2 separate regions of the Homo sapiens genome follow, and region 1 is linked to region 2. Evidence: chromatin loops called from intact Hi-C (ENCODE). Cell type or tissue: PC-9. All regions are shown on one strand. Each heading gives the region's core, and the rest is flanking DNA. Links, peaks and the distances in the headings are about the cores only.

Region 1 (5,373 bases), core at 314-5,313, 70 kb before region 2:
CCAGTAGCACCCACAAAGGTGCAGCCCCCACAGCCTCATAGCCTCTTCTAGGTGCCACCTCTTAAGGCCATTACAATAGCCATTAACACTGAACGTGAGCTTTGGAGCAGACAATCACTCAAACTAAACAGGGGGGATGGAGGAAAGGAGCTTCAATGGCAAGATCCCCTGGGCTCCTGTCCTGGCCCCTCCTCTCCCTGCCCCACCCCTGCACTCCTCCTGCTCCCCCTCTCAGAGCATCCCCTGCCCCCTGCTCCTCTCCCAGGTGTATTCCCAGCCTGAGCACCACGCAGAAATGTGCTTCCTCTCTTGGTTCTGTGGCAACCAGCTGCCTGCTTACAAGTGTTTCCAGATCACCTGGTTTGTATCCTGGACCCCCTGCCCGGACTGTGTGGCGAAGCTGGCCGAATTCCTGGCTGAGCACCCCAATGTCACCCTGACCATCTCCGCCGCCCGCCTCTACTACTACTGGGAAAGAGATTACCGAAGGGCGCTCTGCAGGCTGAGTCAGGCAGGGGCCCGCGTGAAGATTATGGACGATGAAGGTGAGAGGTGGAGGGGTCAGGGGAGCGTGAGCGGGAGGAACAGCATGAAAGATGGATGGATCTGCAATGCCATGGCTGGGGGTGTCCCAGGGCAGCCTGCAGGGGCGGGGCCAGCACTGACAGCAACTGACAGCCAGGAGACCAGGCCTGGGAGCGCGGGCCCAGGGTCAGGGCAGAGCCTGACTGCTTCCTGCCTCTTCGTCTCAGAATTTGCATACTGCTGGGAAAACTTTGTGTACAGTGAAGGTCAGCCATTCATGCCTTGGTACAAATTCGATGACAATTATGCATTCCTGCACCGCACGCTAAAGGAGATTCTCAGGTGAGGGTCTCCCTCTGGCCTCATCGTCTGTCTCCTCTCGCCTCCTGCTCATCCTCCTGAGGCCTCCCCTGGCCAGGCCCTCCTGCCCTCCGTCCTGCCCCCTGCCTGCCCTCATGGTTACACCCCTCACCCACACTCCTTGTGCTCCTTCCCCTTCTTGCCTCCTCCCTCTTTCCTGGGCCCCTCCTATGAGTGAGAGGCCCCTTCTGCCTCCAGAGCAACCTCCATCCACCTTCGAGGCCGCCCTCCCCACAGCCTGGGATCCCCAACCTGGCTCCTTCCATCTCCCTGGCATAATCGAATTTGTCATAAAACTGGACGTAAGTGGGCATGAATATTCACAAGGCCGACAGCCAGAAGCTTTGAGCAACATCCTTCAAGGCCGACCTGAGTCCCTGAGAAGGAGCAGCCTCTGTGGAAACTTCAGGCTTCGACTGCCATAGAAGATGCCCCCGGGCCGGGTGCCCACAGGGCAGGCATTTATTTTCTCACAGATCTGGAGGCTGCAAGTCCAAGGTGGAGGGGTGGGCGGGGTTGTGTCTTCTGCAGCTGCTCCTCTTGGCTGGCAGGGGGTCCCTTCCAGCCCTGTCCTCTCTGGCCTTTCCTCTGTGCACCTGCACCCCTGGGGTCTCTCTGCCTCTAAATGTCCTCCTCGTTTATGGACCCCAGTCAGACAGGATTAGGGCCCACCCTAAGGGCCATGAGTTAATTTAATCACCACTTTAGTGGACCTGTCTCCAAATACAGTTATCCTGTGAGGAGGTGGGGATGAGGGTTTCAACATATCAATGTGGGGAAGATACAATTTAGTCCATGACAATGGGTCAAGCTTGCGTGGGGCATGCAGGGGTCCCTGTTCTGTGTGTCTGTCTCCCAGGCGAGTCCTGCCCTGACTCTCACAGCCCCTCCCTCCAGACCTTGCTGCACCCTGGGCCCCACCCCATGGCTTCCCCACCCAACAGCACCCAGCCCGGCCTCTGCTCACGCCTGTCCCTTCTCAAATCTGCCCCCAACAGGGATGGAGATGCAGAAAGAGCCAAACAAACACTCAGTGATCAAGGTCCCAATTGAATAAGATTTTTTTTTTTTTTTTGAGACACTGTCTCCCTCTGTCGCCCAGGCTGGAGTGCTATGGTGCGATCTCGGCTCACTGCAATCTCTACCTCCTGGTTCTAGCAATTCTCTTGTCTCAGCCTCCCAAGTACCTGGGATTACAGGCTCATGCCACCACACTGGCTAATTTTTGTATTTTTAGTAGAGACGGGGTTTTGCAATGTTGGCCAGGTGTTGAGTAAGATTTTGCAAAAGAGTAGGCTTGGATAATGGGAGGCTTGAGATGCCAGGAGCTCTCCAGGAAGCACAATAGAAAAAGGCAACCAGAGACCAGAGAGGCCATAGAAAGGGATCTAAGGCCCTCGGGAGAGACGGGAACTGAGCACCTGGGTCTTAGACCGGAGGAGCAAACTGCAAGACAGGGTGGCCGGGGACACCAGCCTCCACCCTTCTGTGACATAGGGACAAGAGCTCAGCCTGCCAGGGAACAACTCTGGGCAGGAGATGTGGAAGGAAGGAGCTCAGTGTGGGGGCACGCATGGCATCCTGGGGGGACATCTGAGGGCACCCCCACCCGCTATTCCTCCCTCCAATGGTGGCCTTTGAATGTGAAGGCAAGGGGGAAGCAGACACCTGCCCCTCACTCTCCCTCCCTACCACATAGCTACCGGGTGGGGGGCGTCCCTGGGATGATTCCTGAGGGCAGGATCCAGGAGTCCCTCTGGAGGTCCTCCCATCCAGGTGAGAAAGCAGCATAAAGTGAGACCTGCACTCAGATGGGCCTGTGAGGTCACTCACAGCGCAGGTGTCTCCTGGAACAAGGGCCCTGGAAGATAAAATAGAACCCAAGCCCAGGACTACCATCAGGGCCAGGACAAGCCTGCCAGGGAGGGTGCACATGAAGCCCCAGATCAGGGACCACTGCCCGCTCTGCCCACGGGGCCTCTGCTGCCCCTTCCTGCCTGGTGGCCCTGCTGGGCCTCAGCCTGGCCTCCCCCTGCCCCTGCCCCAGCGCTAGTCTCTCTCCCCTCTGGTTCCTCTGCTGCTCCCACTACCAGCCAGGCTCTTTGCCCTGCTATGTGGTCGCCCCTTTACAGCTTCTGAATGGGCCATCTCCCCCACCTGCCCCAGCCCAGGCCCCCTGCTGAGACTCTCCCCCGAAAGTCACCCCTTTGCTATTGCTCCCCGCCCTGGGATGGTGCTCCCTCTCTGTGCTTCTCGCCATTCCTGAGCTCAGGAACTGAGAAAATTGAACCAAAGGATGATTGGAGCAATCAGGCATTTTGTTCTCAGCACTTCCATGGAATTTCTGCAAGATTTACTTTGTTTCAACACAAAGTCTTAGGAGAGGATGTGGGGGAGGGAATGGTCTCTGTACCAGAAAATAAGTCACTTCTTCCAAAGATGCCTCCACTGTGAACAGAGGAGGATGCACATGACTCCAGACACAGGCTCCTCCTCCGTGAGCACCATTCACCTTTTAGAATGAAACCTGCAACATGGAGTGTAGGAAAAAATATGATGATCAGGAGAAATGCTCTTATTTTAAAGTTTAGTAAGAAGAGAGTCCGGTTCCCAACAGCTCCCTCCTGCAGGGCCTGTGATGCAGAGGCTGGACAGGGCTGGCCCGGAAAGGGGCCCCAGCTCCATCCATCCCCATCTCTGTGGCCTGGGCAGGTTACCCCGCCTCTCTGTGCCTCTGGCACCTCGTCTGTAAAATAGTGATGGCCCCCTGCAGGCCTCAGGCACATACCATGAGCTCAGACCCTCACAGCACTTAGGAGAGTGGCCTAGGCTGGCCGGGCACAGTGACTCACGCCTGTCATCCCAGCACTTTGGGAGGCTGAGTCGGGCAGATCACAAGGTCAGGAGTTCAAGACCAGCCTGGCCAACATGGTGAAACCCAGTCTCTACTAAAAATACAAAAACTAGGTCTGGCCGCGATGGCTCACACCTGTAATCCCAGCACTTTGGGAGGCAGGCGGGCAGATCACAAGGTCAGGAGTTCAAGACCATCCTGGCTAACATGATGAAACCCCATCTCTACTAAAAATACAAAAAATTAGCCGGGTGTTGTGGCACGTGCCTGCAGTCCCAGCTAGTTGGGAGGCTGAGGCAGGAGAATCGCTTGAAACCAAGAGGCAGAGGTTGCAGTGAGCCGAGATTGTGCCACTGCACTCCAGCCTGGCGACAGACTGAGACCCCGTATAAAAATAAATAAATAAATAAAAGTACAAAAATCAGCCGGACGTGGTGACACAAGCTCGTAATCCCAGCTACTCAGGAGGCTGAGGCAGGAGAATCACTTCAACCCGGGAGGTGCAGGTTGCAGTAAGCTGAGATCGCGCCACTGCACTCCAGCCTGGGCAGCAGAGGGAGACTATGTCCCAAACAAAAACAAAAACAAAAAAAACAAAAAGAGTAGCCTGGGCCTGGGAATTCGGTGTGATACCAACGTAAAAAGAATCATCATCATCGGACAGGTGAAATGTGAGGAAGGAATTGAGCTGAAATGTTCAAGCAATTATTTTAGGGCGAAGAGTTTTATTGTCTGTTGCATTTTCCTAATGGGTTGGGAGACGTGTGGCAGAAAAACTGGGAGGTTGAGGGTGTCCCATTGGTAGGCCCAGAGCTGTGGTTCCAGCTGGGAGAGGTCACCCCGGCCCTTCTGCCCCTGCCAGCATCCCCTCCTCTTTCTCTCTCCCAGTCTTTCTGCCTGGGAAAGCAGCAGACATTCCCAGGGCTGTCCAGTGAGTGGTGTTCAGTGGGCATCAGCTCCGAGGAATCCAGGGGGGTCTCTGCATTGGGGTTTCTCTATTGTGCCTTCAGAAACCCGATGGAGGCAATGTATCCACACATATTCTACTTCCACTTTAAAAACCTACGCAAAGCCTATGGTCGGAACGAAAGCTGGCTGTGCTTCACCATGGAAGTTGTAAAGCACCACTCACCTGTCTCCTGGAAGAGGGGCGTCTTCCGAAACCAGGTAGCACCAAAGTCCTATTTACACCCCAAATAGGAGCTAAGCAGCTAGGAATGCAGAAAACACAATAAGTGACGTGCCTGGCGTGGGCTTTCCTGTGTGTACTTTCCTCTTACATTTCTTTTTTTTTTTTTTTTTTGAGACAGAGTCTCACTCAGTCACCCAGGCTGGAGTGCAATGGCGTGATCTCTGCTCACTGCAACCTCTGCCTCCTGGGTTCAAGCAATTCTTCTGTCTCAGCCTCCTGAGTAGCTGGGATTACAGGTGCCCACCACCACACCCAGCTAATTTTTATTCCATTTTTAGTAGAGACGGGGTTTCACCGTGGTGACCAGGCTGGTTTCGAATTCCTGACCTCAAGTGATCCGCCCCCCTCGGCCTCCCAAAGTGCTAGGATTACAGGCATGAGCCACCACGCCCAACTTCCTCCCACATTTTTTAAGTCCGTGGCCCAGATCTTCCTCCCTAAC
Region 2 (5,373 bases), core at 88-5,087:
CTGCAGCAATGCAGATTTTCTACAGATGCAAATCTCCCCCACAAAAGACCGCTTTTGCCGGGCGCGGTGGCTCAAGCCTATCTGTAATCCCAGCACTTTGAGAGGCCGAGGTGGGCGGATCACCTGGGGTTAGGAGTTCAAGACCAGCCTGGTCAACACGGGGAAACTCCATCTCTACCAAAAATAGAAAAAAAAAAAATTAGCTGGGTGTGGTGGTGTGTGCCTGTAATCCCAGCTACTCATGAGGCTGAGGCAGGAGAATCGCTCGAATCCAGAAGGCGGAGGTTGCAGTGAGCAGATATCATGCCACTGCATTCCAGCCTGGAGGACAGAATGAAACTCAGTCTCAAAATAATAATAATAATAGAAGACCGCTTTGCAGGGCTGCTTCTGTTTGCAGGAGCAGCCATCTCAAAATATATCAGAGAAGGATATTTTGATTACCTTTACTAGCCTTTCAGGTCTCAGAAGCAGATAGATGATGATGGATAGATGGATGGATAGATGAATGGATGGATGGATAGATAGATAGGTAGATATGAGGACTAAGCTCTGCTTTTTTTTTTTTTTTAATCTTGCCCAAATTCCTATCTAAGGGGTCTGGGGAGTCATGCCCTATAAACCATAAATTCTCATCAGATGAGTTTTATTTAACCCTCTGTTTCATGACTTACTTTCCAATATGATCGCTGAAGGGGTTCACCTTGCCCACTGCCTAGACAGAGCTGATTTATATCAAGACACAGCAATTGCAATAGAGAAAGAGTAATTCACGCAGAGCAGGCTGTGCAGGAGACTGGAATTTTATTATTACTCAAATCAGTCTCACGGAAAACTTGGGGATCAGAGGTGGTTTTTTGTTTTTTGGTTTTTGGTTTTTTCTAGAAGGAGACTTGCTGTCATCCAGACTGGAGTGTTACCGGTGGTGACAGTCTAGCACCTTTTAAAGGTCTGATAGGAAACATTTGTCATCTCTTGTCTCTAAGGGCAGCCACTATGAGACTTCAAAAGAGACTTGGTCTTCACAGTCTTTTATTTTATTTTATTTTATTTATTTTTGAGACACAGTCTAGTTTTGTCACCCAGGCTAGAGTGCAGTGGACCTCTGCTCACTGCAACCTCCCGCCTCCTGGGTTTGAGAGATTCTCCTGCCTCAGCCTCCCGAGTGGCTGGGATTACAGGCGTGCCACCATGCCTGGCTGATTTTTATATTTTTAGTAGAGATGGGGTTTCGCTGTATTGGTCAGGCTGGTCTCAAACTCCTGACCTCAGGTGATCCATCCGCCTCGGCCTCCCAAAGTGCTAGGATTACAGGTGTGAGCCACTGTGCCCAGCCACAATCTTTTATCTTAACCTCAACATTTTCTTTCTGTTGATCCCAGGTCTTTAGACAAACTAAACCGACTGTCAAGCAGAAAATGTTTAAATTTACCTATAGCCTGGAAGCCCCCTGACTTCGAATTGTCCTGCCTTTCTGGACCAAACCAATATATGTCTCGAATGTATTTGATTGATGTCTCATGCCTTCTTAAATATATATAAAACCAAGTTGCACCCCAGCCACCTTGGGCACATGTTCTCAGGACCTCCTGAAGGCTGTGTCATGGGCCATGCTTACTCATATTTGGCTCAGAATAAATCTATTCAAATATTTTATAGAGTTTGACTCTTTTCGTTGACAGATAGACAGACAGATACTGGCATAGGAATAGACAGGCAAATCTAAGACTTTTAATCTCTCTCTTTTTTTTTTTTTTTTTTTGAGATAGCATCTCACTCTGTCACCCAGGCTAGAGTGCAGTGGCGCGATCTCGGCTCACTGCAACCTCCGCCTCCCGGATTCAAGTGATTCTCCTGCCTCAGCCTCCCGAGTAGCTGGGATTACATGCGCTCGCCACCATGCCCAGCTAATTTTTGTATTTTTAGTAGAAACGGGGTTTCACCATGTTGGCCAGGCTGGTCTAGAACTCCTGACTTGAGGTGATCTACCTGCCTCAGCCTCCCACAGTGCTGGGATTACAGACGTGAGCCATCATGCCCGGCCTTGATCTCTTAATTAAAACATCAATTTGCTGGAATAACAGGATGTATTTTTCTTTTATCATGCAGGACGGAGATGAGTAAAATCTCAGTAATCCTCTTCAGGGTTGACACAGCCCCCTTTTTTAAGTATTTAAGTGCTTAAGGAATATACAAAGATGTTGATTACAACATTATTACCAGGAAATATGGCTATCAATTAGAACCGAAGGCTTCTTCTCAAAGGTTAAGACTATTTTCATATTGAGGTAGTTCAGCAGGGCTGGTTTCACAAGTTACAGATCACAAGGACCCCCTGATAAAACAGGATGCGGTAAAGAGGCCCGGACCAAACCTGCCAAAACCTCTGATCATCCTCACCGCTCATTATATGCTAATTAAAATTAATTCTTGTGCTAAAAGACGCTACCGCTACCACCAGTGACTTGACAGTTTTACAAATGCCATGGCAACATCTATACATTACCCTGTATGGTCCGAAACGGGAAAGAGTCCTCAGTTCGGGGAATCCCCCACCCGCTGCCCAGAAAATTCATGAGTAATTGAATGAATAACTGTTGATAACCTTCAAGTCATGTTCAACAGTAAGCAGGCTTCCAAAGCAATCCACCTTGGGAGCTGTAACCCAGCCTATGCTATAACAACCATAAGATGTTGGTTACTTATTTTCTTCTCTGTTCTTTTCTTCCTCCACATGTGGTCATTGAAGTAGAGGGTGTTCACCAATTCACTAGTAATTGATTAACGTCACATTCTGCCCCCTGGAGGCTGCCTGCAAGATTCATGAACTTGTTTTGCTTCTGAAGAATGAAGATCCTGAGGTCATGCGACCTCCTTGGCGATGTCCAGAAGTTTGATTGACGAAGGGACGCAAACAGCTTTGATCATGGGGGAATCTCACCTCCCGCCCTACCCACCTTACAAAGGAAGGTCAGATTCGAGAGTTTGGGTCTCCCATCCTCAGGCCGTGGCCAAATTGAATAAACCTTTCTCTGCTCCTAAGCGCCCACATGTCAGTGCTTGGCTTACAGCGTGTCAGGTACTCAAACCTACCCTTTGGGGTTCTGCAACAGTCTTTTGACTCGATGGTAACATTGCGTCTCCAACTAAAGAATCTTATCATAAATTTCTCAAATGATTGATGTACTGATCAGTGTGTAACCTGCAGACACTAAATAGGACACTGATTTCTTTTAAGGTGAGCTGAAGTCTGAAGTTCGACTGATTGTCTTGTGTGTAGGCATTCTTATCCTGTATGATGTCATCTGTACCCCATGATGGTGATGGTAACCTCTGTGTTGTACCCTCTAAGGAAAGGAGTCCCCCTCCATTGTTTTTTGTTGTTGTTGTTGTTGTTTTTGAGATATATTTTTGCTCATGACACCCAGGCTGTGGTACTGTGGCACAATCTCGGCTCACCGCAACCTCCACCTCCTGGGTTCAAGCGATTTTCCTGCCTCAGCCTCCCAAGTAGCTGGGATTACAGGCATGCACCACCATGCCTGGCTAATTTTTTTTTTTTTTTTTTTGTATTTTTAGTAGCGACAGGGTTTCACCATGTTGGTCAAGTTGGTCTCAAACTCCTGACCTCAGGTGATCCACCCACCTCGGCCTCCCAAATTGTTGGGATTACAGGCATGAGCCACTGCGCCCAGCTCCCCCTTCCTTCTTTTAAACTTTCCTAAAAAAAACCTTGTGACAGACTCTGAAATACCCCCAACCTTGTTGGTGTGTCTTCCTGGGTCGATCATCACATTTGGCTTCCAATAAACCTTTATCAAATTATTTCTGCCTCAATAGCCTTAATTTCGGTGGACACTCTGGACTGCTTAATAAATGGTGCTGGCACAACTGGCTATCCATCTGGAAGAAAATTGAGTCCTTTTTCATACCATATGCAAAAATAAATTCCAGATGGCTCAGAGCTTCAATGTAAAAAATTAAAATCTTAGAAAAAAATCCAGAAGACATGTACAAAACAGAAATTAGGAAAATCCTTATAATTAAAAGAGAGAATCCAGAGACCTTCAACAAAAATATAGATCTATTTGATTACATAAAATCTAAAATGTCTGTATGGGAAAAGATACAAATAGACAACTAGGCCAGGCATGGTGGCTCACACCTGTAATCCTAACACTTTAGGAAGCCAAGGCAGGCGGATCGCTTGAGGTCAGGAGTTTCAGACCAGCCTGGTCAACATGGTGATACCCCATCTCTACTAAAAATACAAAAATTAGCCAGGTGTGGTGGCGTGTGCCTGTAATCCCAGCTACTCGGGAAGCTGAAGCAGGAGAATCACTTGAACCCGGGAGGCAGAGGTTGCAATGAGCCAAGACTATCCCACTACACTCCAGCTTGGGCAACTCTGTCTCAAAAAAAAAAAAAAAAAATCTGCATGTGACTTTTTTTTTTTTTAAATAGTTAGGGTCTCACTATGTTGGCCAGGCTGGTCTAGAACTCCTGGGCTCAAATAATCCTCCTGCCTCGCCCTCCCAAAGATGTGGGATTACAGGCATAAGCCACCATGCCTGGCCTTTTTTCTTTTCTTTCTTTCTTTCTTTCTTTCTTTTTTTTTTTTTTTGAGAAGGAATTTCACTCTTGTTGCCCAGGTTGAAGTGCAATGGTGCGATCTCTGCTCACCACAACCTCTGCCTCCTGGGTTCAAGCGATTCTCCTGCCTCAGCCTCCTGAGTATCTGGGATTACAGGCATGCGCCACCAAGCCCGGCTAATTTTGTATTTTTAGCAGAGACGGGGTTTCTCCATGTTGGTCAGGCTGGTCTCAAACTCCTGACCTCAGGTGATCCACTCACCTCGCCTTCCCAAAGTGCTGGGATTACAGGCATGAGCCACCGCGCCCGGCCCTTTCTTCTTTTTTTTTTAATGGGAGAAGGAGCCAATGCAATGGCTACTCTTTATTGGAAAGAAGAAACTTTGCAGCACATTTTGGGTAACTTGGTGCAGGTGCTCAGTACGTCAGCTGGCGGGGCACCAGCTTGTAATGGGTTCCATAGCTGGGGCATCACTGGGTCTCGCCTTTGTGCAGCCCAAAGCAGGTGATGGTACTGTTGTCCTCTACGCAGATGCAGCCCACTCTTCTCTTGTTGGTGATGGAGAGGACTAAATTAGGGTCTTCTTTGGTGCCTGAAGCTGCCTTTAGGGGTAGTATATTATATGGGTCCGGTCCCTTCCTTGCAGCCATGATGACCTCCCTCTCCAACGCAGTTGCCTGCTTGTCATCAGTAGTGCGATGCTGTTTGCAGGGTAAATAAATTGGAAATAAAGTGAATTCCCACTGGTGGATGAATGTGTAATTTATGGTACATTCACA

What was found. Peaks named below come from ENCODE experiments on the same cell type or tissue, not always from the same donor. Only the 100,000 strongest peaks of a DNase experiment are listed, where the experiment ranks them.
Region 1: a loop joins it to region 2, with 3 times the contacts of the local background. A loop is called at or near these places in 2 of 110 quality-filtered maps.

The regions. Positions count from the first base shown.
Region 1 is chr22:39,044,676-39,050,048 of GRCh38, forward strand. It overlaps APOBEC3F (apolipoprotein B mRNA editing enzyme catalytic subunit 3F), which reads left to right. Exons shown (of 7, transcript NM_145298.6): 3 at 266-545; 4 at 753-867; 5 at 4,750-4,906. Among named protein-coding and RNA genes, the nearest start is that of APOBEC3F, 6.5 kb to the left of the region's middle. RefSeq lists an enhancer at 4,637-5,373. In PC-9, for the core only: no CTCF peak of the experiment used is centred there; a DNase peak (open chromatin) is centred at 2,196.
Region 2 is chr22:39,115,279-39,120,651 of GRCh38, forward strand. It overlaps the pseudogene COX5BP7. Among named protein-coding and RNA genes, the nearest start is that of APOBEC3H, 21 kb to the left of the region's middle. RefSeq lists enhancers at 2,463-2,562, 2,573-2,722. In PC-9, for the core only: CTCF peaks have their summits at 2,804 (motif pointing left) and 3,003; a DNase peak (open chromatin) is centred at 2,793.